Regions from separate parts of the Mus musculus genome. Here all the other regions are linked to region 2. A link is a loop called in an ENCODE intact Hi-C map of the cell type or tissue named here. Cell type or tissue: left cerebral cortex. All regions are shown on one strand. Region 1 has its middle 74 kb from the start of 9430014N10Rik. Region 2 holds the start of Gm41385 (a long non-coding RNA gene). Region 3 has its middle 81 kb from the start of 9430014N10Rik. Region 4 overlaps Gm41387 (a long non-coding RNA gene).

Region 1 (5,000 bases), 240 kb after region 2:
TGGGCTTTCTGATGTGTAGAAACCCTTTGCTGGCCCTCTGAGGGTCTGCACACTCCAGAGTGACATGCTGGCATAGTCCCTGGGCTGAGAAATATTCTGAAGCTGAAGGGGAAAATATGGCCCATCCGCTGCTCGTGTTACATTTCGTTCTGTGCATGTCTGTCATTTTCCTTGGAACATTCAGCAGAATTAGGTCAGTTATGGTTTCAGTTAGCGGCACAGCCTTTATGTTGTACACAAGTCATATGATGTTTTTAATTATCTCTGCCTTTTAACATCGATCTGAAACCAAATCCTTAACTATGCATGGCTTAGAGGTGTCTCTCTCTCCCCACTCCTGTTTGTTTTGACTTCTTTCTGGGATTAAAAAAAATGAAACTTAATCGTGCAATGGTGAGACACAATTGTACTTTTCGGCCTTTGTTAAGTAGTTTGAAAGTCCCGAGTTAAGAGGGAAGACATGGATAATTACTAGCTATATAGTTGTAAATGGAAATTCTCAGGGTAATTAATCCGGGGATCCACTGCTTTTCGTTTGAGAGTTAGATTGATGCTTATCTTTGAACTTCAGAAACACACAGAGGAGCACTCAGAAAGCTTGACGCTCTGCCTTAGGCCAAGAGCTGTAGATTTCTGCCTTTTGAGCCGTGTTCAGTTTCCAAGAGGAGAGAGGAAATTGGAAAGAACTTCCTGGGGCCCCTGCATGGCTGGCAGCGGGTCGAGGACCTGGGAACTCTATCGTGGGTGAGGGATGACCCAGGCTAGCTTTTGTTGTTGTTTTTGCTTGTTTCTGAATAAGTGCTATGAGGGAATGCCATCATGGAAGCAGATTTTAAGAACCTATCAAAGCAGGGACGATCCTTCTCTGCCTGTTTCCACATTCTAACCATTCAGGAGAAAGATGTCAAGACTTCAGCTCGGTGATCAGACAGGAGACTTTCAGCCTCACTCCCTGTGATCTATAGATGGGGACTTGGCTTTGGTTTTTATTAAGAGTAGCGGTATGGAAGGTTCTTGGAAGTCTCAGGGCTGAGAAGAGCTTCATGGAAAGGAAATAGCCAAGTTTTCTTGGAACGTACTAATTTTTTTTTTCGTTTCTTCACCATCACATTTCTTGAACACTTATTAGGTGCTAGAGCTATCGTAAACTGTGGAGTGTAGGCAAGAAAAGAAATTATAGAAAATAGTTCTTGTTTCTAAGGAACTATAATTTGGTTAAGGAGGTAGGTGCAGGAACAACATTATTACATAGACTAGTGGAGATACATGACAGTGGATTGAATCACCTCCAACAGTCTATGTCTAACAGGACTACCTAAGCCCGCTTAAGCCTGTGAAGGCAGACATGTTTAGAAGTAAGACTTTTACAAAAGTAACTAAGGTAAATATCCCCCTGATGAGCTCACCCTGAATTCAGGGTAAGCCTTAAACTACCAGTTGAATCCTTTTAGAAGAAAAAGAAGGGAAATTTGAGACACAGGGCACAGAGAAAGAAGGCTATGTGAGCATGGGGTCAGAGATTGTGGCTGTACCCCAAACCAAAGCATATTAAAGTTATTCGTATTATTTATCAGTATTCATTGGTTTGGGGGAATAGAATAATAATAAAAGCTAGGATTAACCAAGTATGGCTGCAGGCACATGTAATCCCAGAATTGAGCGGTCTACGGCAGGAAGACTTCAAGTTAGATGCTCACGCTGCACAGTGAGATGGTCTCAAACTGGGAAGAGGGCAAACCATGCAAAGAAACTGGAAACCATCAAGGAGAAAGTCAAGGGCCTATTGAAAAAGCTGAGCATACTGGCCCCTTGATTTTTGACAACTGCCATTTCTATCTCGGACCACACAAGGTTCTGTTGTTTTAAGCCAACTAGGTTGTTAATTGTCTGTGCGTAGAGCTCTGCATAGGATGGAGCCAAAACAGCTTGTCTGGGGGAGGCTCGGAGTGGGATTGGAGAAGGCACCCTTGAAGGAGAATCTTAATGAGCATGATGCAGCTACAGTGGCTGCAAAGGGCACCACAGGTAAAACCGAATAGCAGAACTACAGTGGAGAAAACTTTCCCTGAAACCTTACTTATGTGTGGATGTGTTCTTTTGGGGGGAAAGAGGGACAAGGCTACAATGACTTGTGTAGTCCTGTGAGCCCTGGTATAGATCATTCTCTGTTTAATACCATGGAGCAAAGTGGTTAAGAGCCACTTTTGGGCCATAGGATTCCAGCAAAAACGTCAACACTGGATGGCAAGAAAGAAGAGGAGTTTGAGTTTTCAAGGTTAACTTTGGAGGGGAGTTTTGAGAAGAGGAGTTGCGGTTGCCTCTGTGAGTGTCACATCATTGTGGGCAGAATCAACAGCAGTTGTGAATGTCGAAAATAGTGAAGGATTCCAGCCTCTAGACCTAGGGACCACAGTGAATCCCACGGCTCTGAGGATGGAAAAGTGAGGTGTGTTGAAGAAACATCCCCAATAGAGACCTGACAGCAATGAGGATGCTGTCTTCTGGGCTTGTATGGTAGACAGATGAGGTTGACTTTGATGAACGATTCTCAACCTGTGGGTTTTGACTCCTCTGGGTCAAATGACACTTTCACAGGGGTCACCTAAGACCTTTGGGAAAAAAAAACTAAATATTTACATTACGATTCATAACTGTAGCAAAAATCACAGTTATAAAGTAGCCACAAAAATAATTTTATGGTTGGGGGGGTCACCACAATCTGAAGAACTGTATTAAAGGGCCACAGTGTCAGGAAGGTTGAGGACAGTGGCCGAGGTAAGGAAATCTGTGGAGTCCAGTCCTGACTTTGGCTTTTGACATACTCAGATTGACTGACTGTAGAAGATCCAGCAAGAGATGCCTGGCTTCTCATAGAAGACAAGAGTCTTAGGCAGTATCTCCCACTGTAGATCTGGTAGTGTTGCAAGGCATTGTGTAACTCAGGAGAACTGTCCAGGCTGTGTAACATTGGCGAAGAACAAAGTTTTGCAGGAACTCTCCATTATGGGATTAAGAAGAGCAGAGTCAGTGAAGCCGGAGAGACTGACTGTGTGGGAGGGGAGTGGAAAATGAGAGCTGTCCTGAAAACTAAGAAAGAGCCTGTTAATTCCTGTGGCTGCTATAATAAATCACCATAAACTTGGAGGCTTAAAATAGCACAAATGTATTCTCTCGGAGCACTGGATGTACAAATCCTACATTAAGCTTTCAGCAGAACAACATTACCTTCTAGAGCTGAGGAAGAACCCTTCCTTGTCTTACCCAGCTTCTGATGGCTCCGTGGTTCCCTGGATCATGATTGCTCTCTCATCTCTGCCTCCTTCTTTGTATACCGTTCCCTTTGTATCTTGGATGTAAGAACTCTCAGACCCAGGTCAAGAGGGATACATGTTTTCCTTATAAGGATAGAGGTCACTAGGCTCAGGAACTAGACTAAATCTCAGATGGCTTCACTCTGACCTTGGTAGTCACACCTGCAAAAGTTCTAACATTTCTAAGTACCAGAGGTTAAGATACCAGGGAAATAGCTGGATGTAAAACTGCATTTGTCAATCAAAATAGAAATTATAGATGACTGATCAGGGAATTTTCAGATAGTGCCTGCTGGCAACCAGGAATTCAGGCAATACATGGAAAATTATTATCTTTTTCAATCTCTCTCTCTCTCTCTCTCTCTCTCTCTCTCTCTCTCTCTCTCTCTCTCTCTCTCTCTCTCTCTCTCTCTCTGGCTTAGAACTTGGGAGGCTTAAGGAAATGAATGTGGCTTAGTGTTCCAGTAGTAGGCAACTCCAGAGCACTGACAGTTAAATTAACTAGTCTACAAAGGACCTAGCCAAGATCAGAAAGGTTAATTTGTTCAAGATTCTACAATTGCAGTTTGGCCTAGAAGACATTTCCAGTTTTTAGAACTCTGGCCTTGTGTGTGTGTGTTTGTATGCATATGTTTAGTTCAAAACATAAAAAAAGGATAACACTTGTTGAAGATCCCATAGCTTCTGAAAGGCCTACAGGAGTTACTGATTACATTTTGCTCTGTATATCGGGAATAATCATCCTTGTTTCCCTAAGTTTGGGAAGTTTGCTGGGATGTGGGATTTTTGTGATGAAACTGAGAATTCACTGGAGAAACTGGTTGCTACAATTAGGGGTAGAGTTGTTACTTAAAATGAGCAAAATTTGAGGCCTGGGAACATTTACTGCAAGTCAGGGACAGCACATGGCCATCTATAAGCCAAAGCTAGTAGAGGGGCAGAGGACAGAATTGCTATCTTAGTCACTGTTGTACTGTTGCAAAGAGACACCATGACTACAGCAACTCTTATAAAAGAAGACAGTGAATTGGGGGCTTGTTTACAATTTCAGAGGTTCAGTCCATTATTATCATGGTAGGAAGCATGGGGGCATGCAGGCAGAGATGGTGTTGGAGAATTAGCTCAAATCTAAAGCTCACCTCCAGAGACAACTCCACTGTCCTTCTAATCATTTCAAAGAGATGGAATTACTGGTGACTAATTATTCAAATATGGTGGCATTCTAATTCAAACTACCACCAATGGGGATATGGATGTAGGGAGTAAGAACCACCTCTCCTTTCTTTCAAACCTCCAATTTTCTGGCTTAGTGAGAAGACACGGGATCTTGAGTGCATCATCCATTGTTGCTGTTCTCCAGGACACAGACACAGAAAACATCAGAGGCATCCAATATGTGTCTGGCTTTGGACTGAGTGCTTTAAAGTTGTCACTTCCTTTAAGCTTTAGATCCATCTCTGTTTCTGTGCCTCACTTTCTCCCTTGCTCCATCTCTCCATCCCTCAGTATCTCCCTCTCTCTTTCCCTCTTTTGAGATTGAACCTAGAGTCCTGAATATGGAGCCAAGCAAGCCCTTGCTACTGAGTTGCACCTCTAGCTTCTTTGTTACTTTTGCTCTGAGACAGCCTTACTAAGTTGCCTACATCATCCTTGAAGTCTCTTTGTAGGACAGTGCCTTGCCTGTGTAGG
Region 2 (5,000 bases):
GTAATATATACTAATTATATCTCCATCTTCCATGTCCTCTTAGGGGTGCTGGAATTACAGAAGAAGGACCCCCACATCCAACTTTTTACTTATGTTTCAGGGATTGAACTTGGGATGTCTGGCTTGTTCAGCAATCAGTTTTACCTATTGTGAGCCTCCTCCTGGGCCCTTATCATAAGAATCTTAGAGAAATATTTAAAAAGCACAAAAAAACTGTCCTTTGAATTTTCACAAAATGATCATACCGGACAAATGAAATTTGCTCTTCACTTAAGATGAAGACATTTCTTCTCTCATTTAATGTTAATTATTTTTTTGTAATAAACTTGCATGGCGATAAATACTGTTTATCTAATTCTTGATGCTTCTCCACTATTTTCTCAGAGTATTTTTGTAAAAAGATTTTGGGTTCTGGAGCTGTTTTTCCCAGGGAAGGAGACGTGACTGAGTCCTGACTGTATTCAATATAGCTCTGGGTGTCAAAACCCCAAGGCAGGAGGTACAGCGGCACATTGCTCGTCTGAGTTCATGAAATTCAAATGTGCTCTTTATCTAAGAACTCCTTTCCTTTAGTCGTTCATTCATTTATCAAATGCTTTTGGATGGCCTATGTTTTAGGGTTTTACTTCTGTGAGCAGACACCATGACCAAGGCAACTCTTATAAGGACAACATTTAATTGGGGCTGGCTTTCAGGTTCAGAGGTTCAGTCCATTATCATCAAGGTGGGAGTGTGGCAGCATCCAGGCAGGCATGGTGCAGGAGGAGCTGAGAATTCTACATCTTTATCTGAAGGCTGCTAGCAGAATACTGACTTCCAGGCAGCTAGGACAAGGGTATTAAAGCCCATACCCACAGTGACACACCTACTTCAACAAGGCCACACCTCCTAATAGTGCCACTCCCTAGGCTAAGCATATACAAACCATCACAGCCTCCTAGGTCCCCAGTGCTGTAGTTGGTGCTGGGGATTCAGTAACTCTCAATGAAGACTCTTCAAGTATTTGGCAATTGCAGTAGAGCAACAATAGTGCTGTATTCTGTAGCTGCCGGACTTAATATGGTAACAAGTAGTCTTAGTTAGGATTTTACTGCTGTGAACAGACACCATGACTAAGGCAACTCTTATAAGGACATTTTCTTGAGGTTGGCTTACAGATTCAGAGGTTCAGTCCATAATCATCAAGGAGGAAGCATGGCAGCATCCAGGCAGGCATGGTGCAGGAGGAGTTGAGAGTTCTACATCTTCATCTGAAGGTCACTAGGAGAAGACGGTCTTCCATGTGGTTAGGACAGAGGGTCTCAAAGTCCACCCCCACAGTGACACACTTCCTCCAACAAGGCCCTACCTACTCCAATAAGGCTAATACCTACTCCAACAAGGTTATATTTCCTAATAATGTTACTTCTTGGGCAAAGCATGCTCAAACCACCATGCAAGTATCTGCTCTCTTATCACATTTTCTTCCTTTAATTCCACCAGCCACTCAGAAATGAGAAGTCACTTAGCTATACAGCAACTGCTGTACATGGAGGCCTCCGCCTCCTTCGTTCTCTGCTTTGCTGCCATTATTCAATTCCTCCATGCAGAAACTCAAACGAGGTGTTTAGCTTAGAGGTAAACCAATTCAGTCTCCCTTTGGCCTCAGTACTCCTCTCCAAGAGGAGGGGCCACCCAGGAATCGCTTTCAGCCTTTCCCTGTGAGGGTGTCATGACCTTTAACCCTGTTTACACTCACATACATTCACACCTTTCCCTCCACACTGCAGGCTCCACAGGGAAGGGATATATTGGCTGGCCTTGGTTCAATGGCTCCATGTCGATGGGGGGAGGGGAGGTAACTCGGAAGACTTTTCTTGAGTAAAGATATTTGATCATTTGTTTATGTAAGTAGCATTAGTTATCAGACCATCACCAAATTGCACTTTTAAAATTAGTGCCATAAATATTATCGATCGATGTGAATAAAATTGCTAGGTAACTGCCGATCTTTTTTTTTTTTTTTTTTTTTTTTTACTGAGTGCAATTTGATTTTTTTTTGTTTTCTTTTAGATTAAAACCAACCACATAATGAATTCACTGATAGGTATATGGCACAATCTTAAGCTATGCCATTACATAAGATTTGGGATTGTGAATCTTAGCAGTTACTCTACCTTCCACCTCTACAGTGCTGGAGACCTGAACGAACCCCCAAAAGTGTTGATAAATTAATGAGAGACTGACGGAAGGAAGGACGGATGATTCTTAAAGAGCACTCTTAAATTTCATGGCCATAAACTCTACCAAGGAGGGTGAGGATGACAACCGCTAAGAGCCCCAAGGTTTGGAGATAAATGGTCTTCCGGAAAATTCTTTGGCAAGAATTCCAGTCAACTCGCAAAGCTCATCTCCCTCCACGGGGAGTGTCCACAGTGAATGTGTTTTGCATTACCGAATGATCTCGCTTGTCATTTGTATGCTTCTGCTTTGGCGTCGAAGTCCGTTACTCCACGCACATCAGGCATTCAGTGAGCTCAGGCTTGCTCCGTTCCCACAATCCCTCTCTCTTCTCTCCTGTTGTCTGTGAGTGGAGGCCGGAGGCGGAGAAGAGAGCGGGGATTGTGTTGCTATTGCCCTGTTTCCGTGGAGGACGAGTGTTCTGGGACAGATGGGGAGAAAGTGACACATCCGTGTTCCAGAGTCCCGGGAGTGGGCTGTGGTGTATGTGGGAGACCTGGCAAACTAGTTCGGAGCTAAATCCAAACGTTGCTTGCTGGCTGCTGACTTTTTGTTCGGGGGCTCTAATTTTAGACATGAATATTCGAGGATGGGACTATGTTTCATGTATGTTAAACGCATGCTCAGAGCCTTTATGTTGGTGCCTAGAGACACCCTGGGGCCTCTCATTCTTCAAAACAGCGTTCTACTCCGGTTTCACGGCTTTCCAGCTGAGCTATGGCCCTTGGGCCCAAGGCTGGGATGCTCTCCCAGCCCTGCTAATACGGGCTTCCTGCTTTGAGCGGTTCATCATGCTCGGTTCACTTCTGCAACGACGCTTCATTTTCTCAACATACCGTTTATATTTAGGAGACACGGTGGCTGTGGTGATATGTAACAGACACACAGGAACTTTACAACACCCAGGGCGCTGGACTCCGAGTCTGGGAGATGTTAAGGAGAGGATCTGTCTTTCCCCTGAGAGCCTGGTTTTAAACCGTTCCTTGCTTTAGGCAGAGAAGGAACAACAGCCAAAGAAGCAGATTGCGGTGACGCTCATTCCAACGATGACACAGGCTTTGCCCGCAGCCCGGTCAGCCAAGCCTCCTCTTCCCACAACCCGACCCAACCCCCCAGAATGTTTGTGACGACAATGATCAGAGAGCGAGAGCTTAAGAGGACTTACTTTAAGAGCTGTAACTCAGCAGGGTCAGCTTCCAAAACAGGTAGAAAGAGCCGTTTCCAAGGCCACTACACCTGCCCTGGGCCTTTTTTAAAAAATCAGGCCTGTATTCTGCATATTCAATTATTCAGGCTTTGTCTCTCACAAATAACCTTAAACAATTTTTTACATAAATTAAAATAAATATATAATAATCATCAATAAAAGAATTTATTATTCCTTAAGTATTTTCTTATCTTCTATATTTTTCTCCCTATTCCCCTCCATACAACGCTTTTTCTTCTCTTGTGTCAAATGTATTCCTCTACTATTCTTCTCTTGTTCAGATTCTCTCTCTTTTCAGACCCTTACCTGATGTTCATCTCCCCCTTTAAACATCCATGTTGTTCTCCCTCTCCCCCTCCCCCTCCTCCCTCCCTGCTTCCCTCTCGGCTAACATGGCGCTGGTATTTTGCTTGTGATCTCACCCACTCCCACTTAGTTTCTGGTTCAGTCACAGAGGAGTCACTATTATCCTGTCTTCCAGTGGGTCACCAGCTACTCATTACCCAGAATGCTTTGCTCATCATGGTTGGCTCCCAGCAGCTTAGAAGGAATAGGATCCAACACTTCCTGTATGTTAAGGATATGCATCTGGGCCCATTAGAATTCTCTCCTTGGGTTTGGAAGTGTGGATTCTGTATCTCTTTAAAAAACGTAATATTTGATCTTGGGGACCCTGGGCAGCCGTTTTATACTCATGAACGGAGAGAGCGGCACCGCGCTAAGAAGGAGGTGGGAGAGTTGTAATGAGCGTCTGGCGCTCTCTTCTCCCCTTCTAGCCCTCTGCTCCTGCACTTGGGCTTTGGGATAAAGTCATCCATCTGCCCCTCTTTGTGACCAGAGCGAGTGAGTGGCTTTTTAATGGAAAGACGACTTCAAGCATCTCTGTATCCAGACGCGGCTGCAAAAAGCAGGGCAAAGCAACAGACAAAAGGACAGAGGTGTATACAAACGGTTGGGAAACTGGACCGTTCCTTTGTTCCTTTCTGGGAAGTTTACAGCAAGCAGAGCCCTGAGCGGAGACTAACCAATGATGAGCATGATATGGCCACGGCCGGAAACGCCAGGAGCGCATCTATGTGAGTTTTGAGACGGGGTTTCTTGCACTCCAGGTCTAGCCTTGGATTTGCTATTGCAGCTAAGGCTGACCTTCTGTTTCTGATCCTCCTGCTTGCTAATGCCAACTGCTGTGACCTCAGGTGCTTTCACTGTGCCCTAGAATCAGCTTTTAAGAGGTGATGAGTCACACTTGGAAGTTTCACCTAGAGCCTGGTCCTCTCCGGCAGATGAAACCTGGAATCAGATCCTTTCCCAGGACGCGAACTCTTGGTGGGAGCCAGAGATCATTTATCTCTGAAATACGACTCAGGGTGTTTTGAAGTGTGTATATCACCATTGTTTTGCATCGCAAAGACGGAAGGGAGGACTTTGAAAGTTGTTTCGAAAATCAGCATTTCCTTTCCCTCTTCTGACACAGATAATTTATATGCCACTTGTGGTGTGACTTACTCAGACACCATTATGTTTCAAACACAAATATTCTTGTATTTTCATTATTACAAAATAACTTGCTGCT
Region 3 (5,000 bases), 240 kb after region 2:
CTTCAGTAAAGGCAATGTAACAGTGAGAGTGACCAGTGATGGTACCTTGGATGGCATGGCACTGTAGAAAATAGAGGGGAAAAAGTGCTCTCAACATATTGAATGCAAAGGTGAAGATGAAAGTATGGATGTTGTCAAGAGTGACTTGTGTGAGGCATTGGCATTTAATGAGACATGAAATATTGTAACAAAACAAAACAAACCCAAAACATCTTTGGTTGGGGTATCAGATGGGAAGAACAGGACCACAGATTCTCTAGGTGTCCAAACAGAGATGACATCATAGAGCTCAGGGAGGGGTCTTGGCTAGGCACATGCCTTGGGGGCGTCATGTGTGTGCAGGTGAGGCACACGGTGGTATGGCCCAACCTAGAGACGTGAGAAGACAAGACATTGTGAGAGCTAAATAATGAGTGATTTTCAAAGAAGGACTAGGCTCAGACACAGGCATGCTGGGAAACAAAAATCTAGTGCTGGTGGAGGTGGGGACACTTTTCAGAGAATTATGGTTGAATAGATTATAGAGCAGTCATGAATCAATGAGTTGGGCTATTTTTTTTTTGTAGCAAATAACACTTTAAAATGGGGATTATGGGGGCTGGTGAGATGGCTCAGCAGGTAAGAGCACCCGACTGCTCTTCCGAAGGTCCTGAGTTCAATTCCCAGCAACCACATGGTGGCTCACAACCATCCTCAATGAGATCTGGCTCCCTCTTCTGATGTGTCTGAGGACAGCTACAGTGTACTTACATATAATAAATAAATAAATCTTTAAAAAAAATGGGGATTATGGAGATTATGATTGCTCCCACAAGCCACTGAAACACAGCACCCCTGAACTGGGCTGGACACTGGCCATGGAAGAGCCACATGAGTGAGCGCCCTGCCTCCTGATTCCTTCTACCCTTTGCTATAGTCAGCTCTCTGTTTCTTAGGGACTCATCATAGACCAGGTGGATGGAAGAAAGGATAATCTGGCATAATAGACTTTCTTGCTAGCTTGCTCTTTCCTGTGAGCTCCACAGTGTAGGGCTAGCCTAGTCTAATTCAATCACAGACCCTGGTAAAGAAACTTCTTTTCTTTTCTTTTTTTATGTTTTACACTTCGACCCAAGCCATGCGCTCGTCATCAGCTTTCCACAACCAATTGTGCCTCGGTTCATTGTATTGGTCTTACTCCTTAACTCCACACATGTCTTATGCTTAACTGCAGGGCTTTTGACCCCATGCATTCTGCAGTGTCACTGTGCATTGTATGATTGTGGTTACTGACCAAAAGCCAGACAACCAGCCAGTCAGAATATATCAAGAAAGCTTGGGGGAATAAAAAAAAAAAACAGCTAAAGAGAAATTACTGTGTGGAAGATAAAAGTCAAATATGTTATGATTTGATTTGGCTAAGATAATGTGGTATTAAATTATCTGGTCATCCATATTTATAGCCATAAAATCATTTTTGTGGTGGTTAAATCTAGAAAGAAATCTGTAATAAATAGACATTTTAAACAAAATCAGCTGCCTTATAATTTTTATTGGCTTCAATGTGAGGATAACATAAGTACTATTTTGTTTCAATAATAACACAGTTATTAAAGCAAAAACAGGCAAACATTATTATAGTTTTCCTAATTGTATAATTGGCATTCTGCAAGCCAGTTTCCTCTCTGATGGTTAAAGAGGAACTGTCTATTTTTTAGCAGTTCAGTGTTGTCGCTTGGATGTTAATAAAGCCATATTTTTATCATTAAAGTTTCATTATCCTTCAATTTTAACACATTTTAATCTGCATTGTTATTACCTATTTATGGAAGGCATGGATTTGACCCTAGAAGGAAAACACACAAAATTTCTTATTCTTAGAGTGAATTTTCAGTAAGCATTTACTTTCATGTACAAAACAGTTGGTCAACATTCCTTGTAGGTCAGAAAGACCCTGGAAAACACAACATGTTCCTCGTCTAATGATTGGGCACTTCTCCCTCTTTTCCTTGACTTGATTTAAAATCCCCACTTGGAGGTCCCTTGTTTTGAATTTGGAGAAATCTGTGATATTCTCAGGCCATTTGTAGTCAAGGAGGTGGGATGAGTCCTTTATTTAAAGTAGCATTCCTGTGATTTATTTTTTCATTTTGTTAAGAGGGCAGGGGCGAGAGGGATGCACAGTTCCGCTATGAAGAGTACAAGCTGTTCTTGTAGAGGCCCCAAGTGAGGCTGCCAATACCCATGCTGGGTGGTTCAAAACCATCCAGCTCCCAGGGATCTAATGAGCTCTTCTGGCCTCTGGGACACCCACACTCATGTGCACATACCTACATGTAGACATACACATACACGCACGATTAAAAATTGAAAAATAAGTCTTTAGAAAGAAAAAGGACTGTAGCCTTCTTTCTCTTTGGAACTTGTCACGTTGGCATCAGGAGCTCTGGCTCTGTGACCTGGGAGAGAGACATTTTTAAATGTTTGGGTCTCAGTTCTCGCTCTCCGGAGTCCCACATTTATGGGGCTGTTCTTCGGGCCGTTCCCTCTGTGTGAGCTAGCAATTCTGATTGAGCTTACTTTGGTGTTATTTATGAGGGTGCTGAGGAGCAGATGACAGATGAATCGGCAGCAAAATAGTGAAGTCAGAGAGAGTGTGTGGGACGAGGTGAGGGCGGCTCAGCGGGGCTGGCAGCCTGGCTCTTGTCCCTCCCTCTGCTTCTGATAACTTTCTCCATGATACACTCTGGATGATCTCACACTAAGGAAAACCTGAGGGTGGGTTGAGCAGGAAAGGGGTGCGTTTTACTGGCAGAGAGTGCCAAGCAGAGTCCAAGTCTCATTAGCTATGATGGTTAAAATGATGGAACATTGGGTAGGAGGAGTTAAGACAGGCAACAGTGGTCGCTGATTCAGTTCTGCTGCAAGATCAGTTAAGGCAAGCAGGAAAGAAAGGAAACACTTAGATTTAGATTTAGTTGTCTCATTTATATGGTCAACATATGTCACGCCCCTAGAACATATGCCTGTCTTTAAAAAGTTGCTTAAAGAATATTTTTCTCTTCTAAATTTGTATCCTAACTACTCTCTCTCTCTCTCTCTCTGTGTGTGTGTGTGTGTGTGTGTTTGCATAGCCTTCATGAGATCACCCAGGATCATGTGATCGCCTAAAAGCCAACTGATATCTTAGGCTCATCTCCTGGACCACTGTAGTCTTTGCTGCTTGTACATTGTGGTGTTTGCCTTTATTTTATGACGCTTCAACATGAGAAGTCCTTTGAGGATATAACTTATACATAGAAGTTGTCACACTTTGCAATAACAAAAACTATTGGTGCAGAGCGGGAAGGGCGTGTGCTGGCAGCGGGGTGTAGGAAGACGCCTGCTTAACCTTAGCTGCTCGAAGTTTGATGGGAACTCAGGTGAGAAAATGTATGCAGTGTCAACAGTAAACAATACCAACAGTGAACAAACACCCTCACCAGTATGGCGGAGGGGACTATAAAGAACCTACAGAGGATGTCTGTAAACACAGAAGAATGAGAAAGAATGGTCACAAAGCACTCTCCCTTTCGACTACTGACCACAAGACTTCCTCATCCCTACCTAGATAAAGCATCTCCAGGCTGAGAAGTGTTAAATTAGAGTCCCAGTTTCCTTTTCTGTAAGGAAATGATGTCTCTCTGGTCTACACAAATGACTTTGCATTTTCAGCAAAGGAAGGAAGTAGTTCCAGCCCTCCCTCCTCCTGCCTACGAGCCTTACACTCTAAGCTGGGAGAAAGAAAGTCTGAGTGCATCTCCAGGAGCCATCTCCACAGTCTGTGTTCTAGGACTGTCTTTCTACATCTCTGCTGGTGATGCCCCACACATCTGTGAGATACGAAAGGTGTCTTTGCTTTGCTTCTTTATTGAGAGATGGGGTTTGCATCTGTACCTGCTTCCTTTTCGTCAGGCAAGGCCCTGGGACTATTCTATCAATAGAATATGACCAACTCAAGTCTCAGAGACTTCCACTTCCTGTCTTTGGGAATGCTAGCTTTGGAGGAAACTGGCTGCCATGGAATAGGTCAGGCTATCCCAAGGCTGCCATGACTGGAAGAAACCCAAGACACCCAGAGAAACCTTGGACAAAACTGTATCCTCCTTCCTCAGTGAATTGTTTGCCAAGTGTTCTGTCACAGTGACTAGGAACTAATGTCATCAATACCCTTACTTTATCTCTTTGGTCCTTGCTTTTCTCTGTTCTATTCTCCCCATGTATCATCTTCTCTCCCAAGGTTTTAGAGTTTATCAATCATCCGATGAGAGAAGGTATGGTAGAGCCCATCACATCAGAGGCCAGGGAGCAGAAAAGATGAAGACACCTGCTTCTTCTTTTTGCCCTTCATTTTTTCGGGTTCATAGCCTGAGGGATGACGTTTCCCACATTCAGTGTGGGTCTCCTCCTTTCAGCTAATCCACTTCGGTGACTTTTTTTGTTTGTTTGGTTTGGTTTTTTGAGACAGGGTTTCTCTGTGTAGCCCTGGCTGTCCTGGAACTCACTCTGTAGACCAGGCTGGCCTCAAACTCAGAAATCCACCTGCCTCTGCCTCCTGAGTGCTGGGATTAAAGACGTGTACCACCATGCCTGGCTGACATTTTTCACAGAAATACCTTGTAGTGGTTTGAATATTTATGGCCTAGGGAGTGACACTATTAGGAGGTGTGGTCTTGTTGGAGTAGGTGTGGCCTTGTTGGAGGAAGTGTGTCACTGTGGGGTTGGGCTTTGAGACCCTCCTCCTAATCACATGGGAGACAGTTTTCTTCTAGTGGCCTTCAGATGAAGATGTAGAACTCTCAGCTCCTCCTGCACTATGCTTGCCTGAATGCTGCCATGTTCTTGCCATGATGATAATGGACTGAACCTCTGAACCTGTAAGCCAGCTCCAATTAAATGTTTTCCTTATAAGACTTGGCTTGGTCATAATGTCTATTCACAGCAGTAAAACCCTGACTAAGACATACCTATGGAGATATGTT
Region 4 (5,000 bases), 79 kb after region 2:
CTATTTTTAGAACCGAGGCTCCCTGGGGCCAGGAGGTTGTGGAGATTCGCCCCTGCTTCTTTCTGGCACTTCTCTGTAGGAGATTTCCACACTCCGTGTCGTGTCCCCCCCACCCCCCAGTGGCTTCTATTTGCTAAAGGACAACTTTTAGCTCCAGTGTCTCAGTGGGAGCCTCCCGGGAAAGCACTGTAGGGGGGCTGTTGCAGCAACAGGAATAAACTCCACTGGGAAAATAAGTGATGGCTTTATCTCTCTCAATGAAGCATTTGGCAGAAGTGGTTTTTATTCTCTCCTTTATGTCTCCCGTATCCCACACACACAGTGATGGGGACAGAGAATGCTCTCTCTCTCTGGTGTTCCAGCCTGAATTTTTTTCTAATCTGTGGATGCCTCTGTTTCTTTGCTCACAGGGTCAATCAGTACAACCTCTGCACTGCTCACATTTGATAGGTTATTTTTCTGCTGGAGAAATGAGACAGTTCAAGCCAGAGTAGATTATATTAAAGATAGGTTTATTGGGAAGTTGCTCTCCAGTGGGTGAGTTTGCTGGCCACAAGGAAGGAGGCCAAGGAATTTGCCATGGGGAGGGAGATGGGGGGGTGGTGAGGGGAAGAAAGAGAGAAAGGAGAAAGGGCACATGTGCAGACAAAGAAAAGAAGAAAAAGAGGGAGACCAGTGTCTGGGTTATATAGGGAAGAGCCTTTGGGGAAAGGACAGCCCAACCCCAGGGCTGGGAAGTTCAAAGTTGGGGGCAGGGTATGCCAGATAGAGACTGAGGGATGCTGGGAGAACTTGGAAGCCATGCCTGCTTTGATATGAAAAATACACACCTCAATCCCTTGTCCTGGTCCAAACCAAACACACATCTTCCCACAACTGCAGTTTACCTTCTGTGAGGGTCCCTTGGCCACTGTTTGGGGGGGGGGGGTAGATGTTTTCTGTCGGGGAGTCAGTGTCCTCTCCATATCACAGAGTATTTACAAAGTAGTGGAAAAGTGGTCCACAGATAGGTTCCTTTGATGTTTCATAGGGAGCCAGTGCTATGGAATAGTTTCTTCAGGAGGTACAGATACCACTCTGCTATATCTTCTAGAACATCCCGAAGGTCCATGATACCACAAGCCCCTTTCTAATTATTACCTCCAGTCATTTTTTTTCTGGGAAATGTAGACCTCAGTTATTTAAGGAGAAGTGTTTGCTCCCTTGGGATTTTAACCCGTTCTGTTTGATTCATTCTATGATCTCCCAGTTGAAAATGATTTTCTTGGGTGGATAAATAAGAAGTCTCATATTAGTGATAAGAAAATGATCAAAAAATGTGCCGGTTGTGGTTGGGGTCAGACGTGTGCTAGTAGATCCTCCATTGGACAAGGTAGAGATTACCTCTATCCTTGAAGTAAGCTCTCTTGGGGGCCTATTAGTTTTATGTTAGATTTCAAAGGAGAGGGACCACCCTCCTCCACTGGCACGGAGAAGGCCTCCATCCATGGCCAAGAGAGTCAGGTAGAATTCCACAGGGTCCTATTAATGGCAGCCTGACCTTAATACTGGGGAGTTGTGTCTGCTGCCCTGGGTTCAGCAGGGCTACCTCCCTCACACCATTCACCAAATGAAGATCAGGATGAGGCCAACTTTATGGGCAGACTCTAATTCCCTGGTGCCTTCTTTCAAAGTATTTCCCTGGCCTTTTTGAATTTAAGGACAACTGGAACATTCTCTTCAGTCAATCTCCTCTTCCTTCCTTGACCTCAGGAAGACTTACTTCTTTCTGCCCACCCCCAGCCCTCTCAAAGGATCACTGGTTTTCCTCTATCCAGCTCAAACTAGAGGCGAGATTATGCCGGTCTCTCATAGTACCTGCTCTCTGCCAGCCTCCCCATGGTCTCTGTCCATTGTACCTCTCACTATCTCTCTCACTGTTAGAATCATCATTAAGTCTAGTCTGTGTATGTCTTCCCTTGCTCTTCTCTTCTCCCTGCCCATTGCTCTGCTGTTGACTGAGCATGCCTAAGGGTGGCCTCTGGACCACTCTTGTTCTCAGCTGGAATCCACAACCACTGATGCCCACTGGGTCCAGTTTTGTCTTTCCCCTCTCCTCCCCTCTTAACTGCGTGCGCCTTTTGATCTTCCTGGGGGACGATTGTCTCCTTTTTTCCTTCGCTAAATGCTTACCTTCACTCTCATAAGTAGTCTGGGCTGAACCTTTGCACTTCCTGGAGGAAATGACCATAATCTGAGAAGTGCGGTGCTGCCCATATGTGCCTGGTCCACGTGCTGGGCCTTTGGCGACTACAGTCATGACTCAGGCATGCCACTTCATGGACATTGTGGAGGCACGTCCCCTATCAGCCAACGATGCTAAACTACTGGATTATTCCTATTTGAACCTAGTTACCATTTTTTTCTTCTCAACACAGTCTCCAAAGACCCTTCTCCTTCTTCAGTTACTGCTTTTTTTGGCTTCCTTCCTCAGAATACCTCTTGAACATGCCATCTGTAGTCAAAGTCTTCGTTTTTAAGTCAGCTCCCACATCCCCACCCCACCAAGGCTCTAAGGTGGCTCACATCCAAAGTCCAGTGACTGAGTAATCAATTGTTTTTATTTCTGCCCCAGGTTACTCTCTGGCTTCCTCTTCTACTACCTTACCTCACGTTGGGCTGCCCCAGGACCATTGCACTTGCTGTTCCTAGGCTGCAAATGCTCACGCGGGTACTTCATTAAAGTCCGCATCCACACGTGTCCAGGAAGCCTTCCATAGCAGCCCATCTTGCTCTATACTTGTCTTCTCCGTCTCCTTTCTTTCCCCAGGATTACTTATCACCACATCTAACTCACAGGATTGTTTGTTTCTATCTCCTCATGCCAGGAGAGTTTAAGTTCTGTGAGAGCAGGGATGTTCACTTGTCTGCATCACTGATTTTCGCTCCCGCATGTCCCAAGTGCGGAGCTCCCAGGAAGTGGTTAGTGCTTCTTTGTGGAGTGAGGAGCAATTGGCCAGCACTACTATGTTTTCTAAAGTGTAGTAGCTCATTTTAGAAGAGCGCTGGCTCAAAGCTCTCTGCCTGTATCAAAAGACATGAGTTCCTACTGTGTAGGGTGGTGAGGATTAGGTGAGATAATGTGTTCTGTAGATAATGTATTGTACATCTGTACAATGTAGACTAGACATGTAGGAAAGAGATACAGAATTCAAATACACTATCTACTTTCATCCTTGTTGCTGTCTTCTGGGTGATATCATACCTCTGCTGATGTCATACCTCTGCTGACGTCATATCTCCGCTGATGTCATGCCTCCATTGATGTCATACTTCTGCTGATGTCATACTTCTGCTGATGTCATACTATATTCTTATTTTCCCATTATACCTCCATCCCGGATTGGCATCACAACTCGAACTCATTGGAGTCCATCCCAGCCCTGCCTGCCTGTTATTAGCTTCACGATTTATTTATTTAATCTTTCTGAGCCTCAGCTGCTAACACTAGACGAGGCAGCGACACTTTGTTGGCTGAGTCACGGTGAAGAGTAAAGGCTGTGTTGAAAGGATCTAGGATCCTGCCTTGACACAGAGTAAGAGCTCTGTAGGTCACAGCCCTTGGCCTTGCATAGGGTGCAGATGTGGGTGGCAGAGGCAAGCTCCCAGGCAAGGAGAGTCAGAGTCTGCGGCAGCGTTCACATTCGGATTCTAAAATTGGATCCCCATCAGCAAGCAGGCTGTGCAATCACAGCTCCTAACCCACGCCTTCCTTCTTCTTCTCACCCAGATCTCTCCGTAGTGTTTTTTTTTTTTTTTTTTAAGCAGAGACTGTAATTTTTAGCGATTCTTGAGATGGTTTCTTTTTATAGTTTCTGTCTTTCATGGGCTCTTTCCCTCTGATTTTGAAACATCCTGTCTGGAATCTAGAAGAGTCCATGGGTCCATTTTCATCCTGTTTTCCTTTACCTTGAAGCTCTCTGCCTGGGTTTCGGTCACCTTTGCGTCAGCAGCCAGGCTCGTCTTGTTGGTTAGGTCACACTCAGTTTATTTGCTTCTCCCATTGCTTTAGGGCATCCAAGGAGGACACACACACACACACACACACACACACACACACACACACACACACACTGGGGGGAGGGTGATAGAAAACTATATGAAGACGTCTAACTGATCTGTTTTGACCTATTGTTCCCTCAAGCCAGATGCAGCCAGCATCTACCTCACAGGGCCTGTTCAGTACCACCTACTTTCCCCTCATACATTCTTCAGTATTGCTGCCCATACTCATGGGCTGTCTCAGTTTTAGATCTAGCCCTGTGAATGGAAGAAGCCTTCCCGGGACAGAAGGGAGAGTTAAACCCCACCCCAAACACATGAGCTCATCGATTCAGCATCGTGCAGAACAGAGAGTGGAAGCTTGCCAGCGTCTCACATTGACCAGGAAAACTCTCAATATCAGCATCACTTACTTCCTTTAAAAAAAAATGTACTTAATGTCTTTTGAAGGCTGTCCTAGAAAACTGCCGAGCAAGGAAGATCTGACACCTCAGTGTTATGGAAATATATAAAATAAAATATAAATGACTGGAGGAAAAAAGTTCATATAATTTTAAAAATGATTTTTTTGGGTGGGGTAAGTAAAAGTGTTTCGGTAGGGTGACCACATAATTCTTGGAGCTGGCAAGGGGCTTTCCACCTGTGGAATATGACATTCTTTGTTGCACAGCTCACAACCCACTTTTGGAAGGAAGTGAATCGGAGGATGGCTAATTAGCTTGAATCTATTTCAATGGATGAGAGACAGAGCTCTTCTTCAGCATCTTGGATCCACTGAGCAGTGTTCCACCTCCCACAGAAACAGAGACCGGAAGAACCAACAGCTCCTCTTGCAAGGAAGTCAGAGCTCGCGAGACCCGGCCCTGAAATGTTTGTAATGACGTAATTCTGAAGTAGCCATCTCAAGTTTATGTTTTCAATACTCTTGAAAACAAGCCAAAAATGTGGACATGGGCTCT

Evidence for each region. Peaks named below come from ENCODE experiments on the same cell type or tissue, not always from the same donor. Only the 100,000 strongest peaks of a DNase experiment are listed, where the experiment ranks them.
Region 1: it touches region 2 in a loop (5-fold over the local background); 2 of 42 quality-filtered maps call a loop at or near these places.
Region 3: it touches region 2 in a loop (12-fold over the local background); 2 of 42 quality-filtered maps call a loop at or near these places.
Region 4: it touches region 2 in a loop (6-fold over the local background); 5 of 42 quality-filtered maps call a loop at or near these places.

Annotation. Positions count from the first base shown.
Region 1 is chr15:93,850,382-93,855,381 of GRCm38, forward strand. No RefSeq gene overlaps it. Among named protein-coding and RNA genes, the nearest start is that of 9430014N10Rik, 74 kb to the right of the region's middle. In left cerebral cortex, no CTCF peak of the experiment used is centred here; DNase peaks (open chromatin) are centred at 1,929 and 3,073; H3K27ac peaks cover 2,064 bases.
Region 2 is chr15:93,607,860-93,612,859 of GRCm38, forward strand. Gm41385 (a long non-coding RNA gene) reads left to right here and starts at 3,853. Exons shown (of 5, transcript XR_001781750.1): 1 at 3,853-4,503. In left cerebral cortex, no CTCF peak of the experiment used is centred here; DNase peaks (open chromatin) are centred at 2,668 and 3,177; H3K27ac peaks cover 1,050 bases.
Region 3 is chr15:93,843,265-93,848,264 of GRCm38, forward strand. No RefSeq gene overlaps it. Among named protein-coding and RNA genes, the nearest start is that of 9430014N10Rik, 81 kb to the right of the region's middle. In left cerebral cortex, no CTCF peak of the experiment used is centred here; DNase peaks (open chromatin) are centred at 2,785 and 3,729; H3K27ac peaks cover 2,311 bases.
Region 4 is chr15:93,686,579-93,691,578 of GRCm38, forward strand. The region is part of intron 1 of Gm41387 (a long non-coding RNA gene); the gene reads left to right. Among named protein-coding and RNA genes, the nearest start is that of Gm30339, 17 kb to the right of the region's middle. In left cerebral cortex, no CTCF peak of the experiment used is centred here; DNase peaks (open chromatin) are centred at 2,998, 3,676, 4,281 and 4,757; H3K27ac peaks cover 1,407 bases.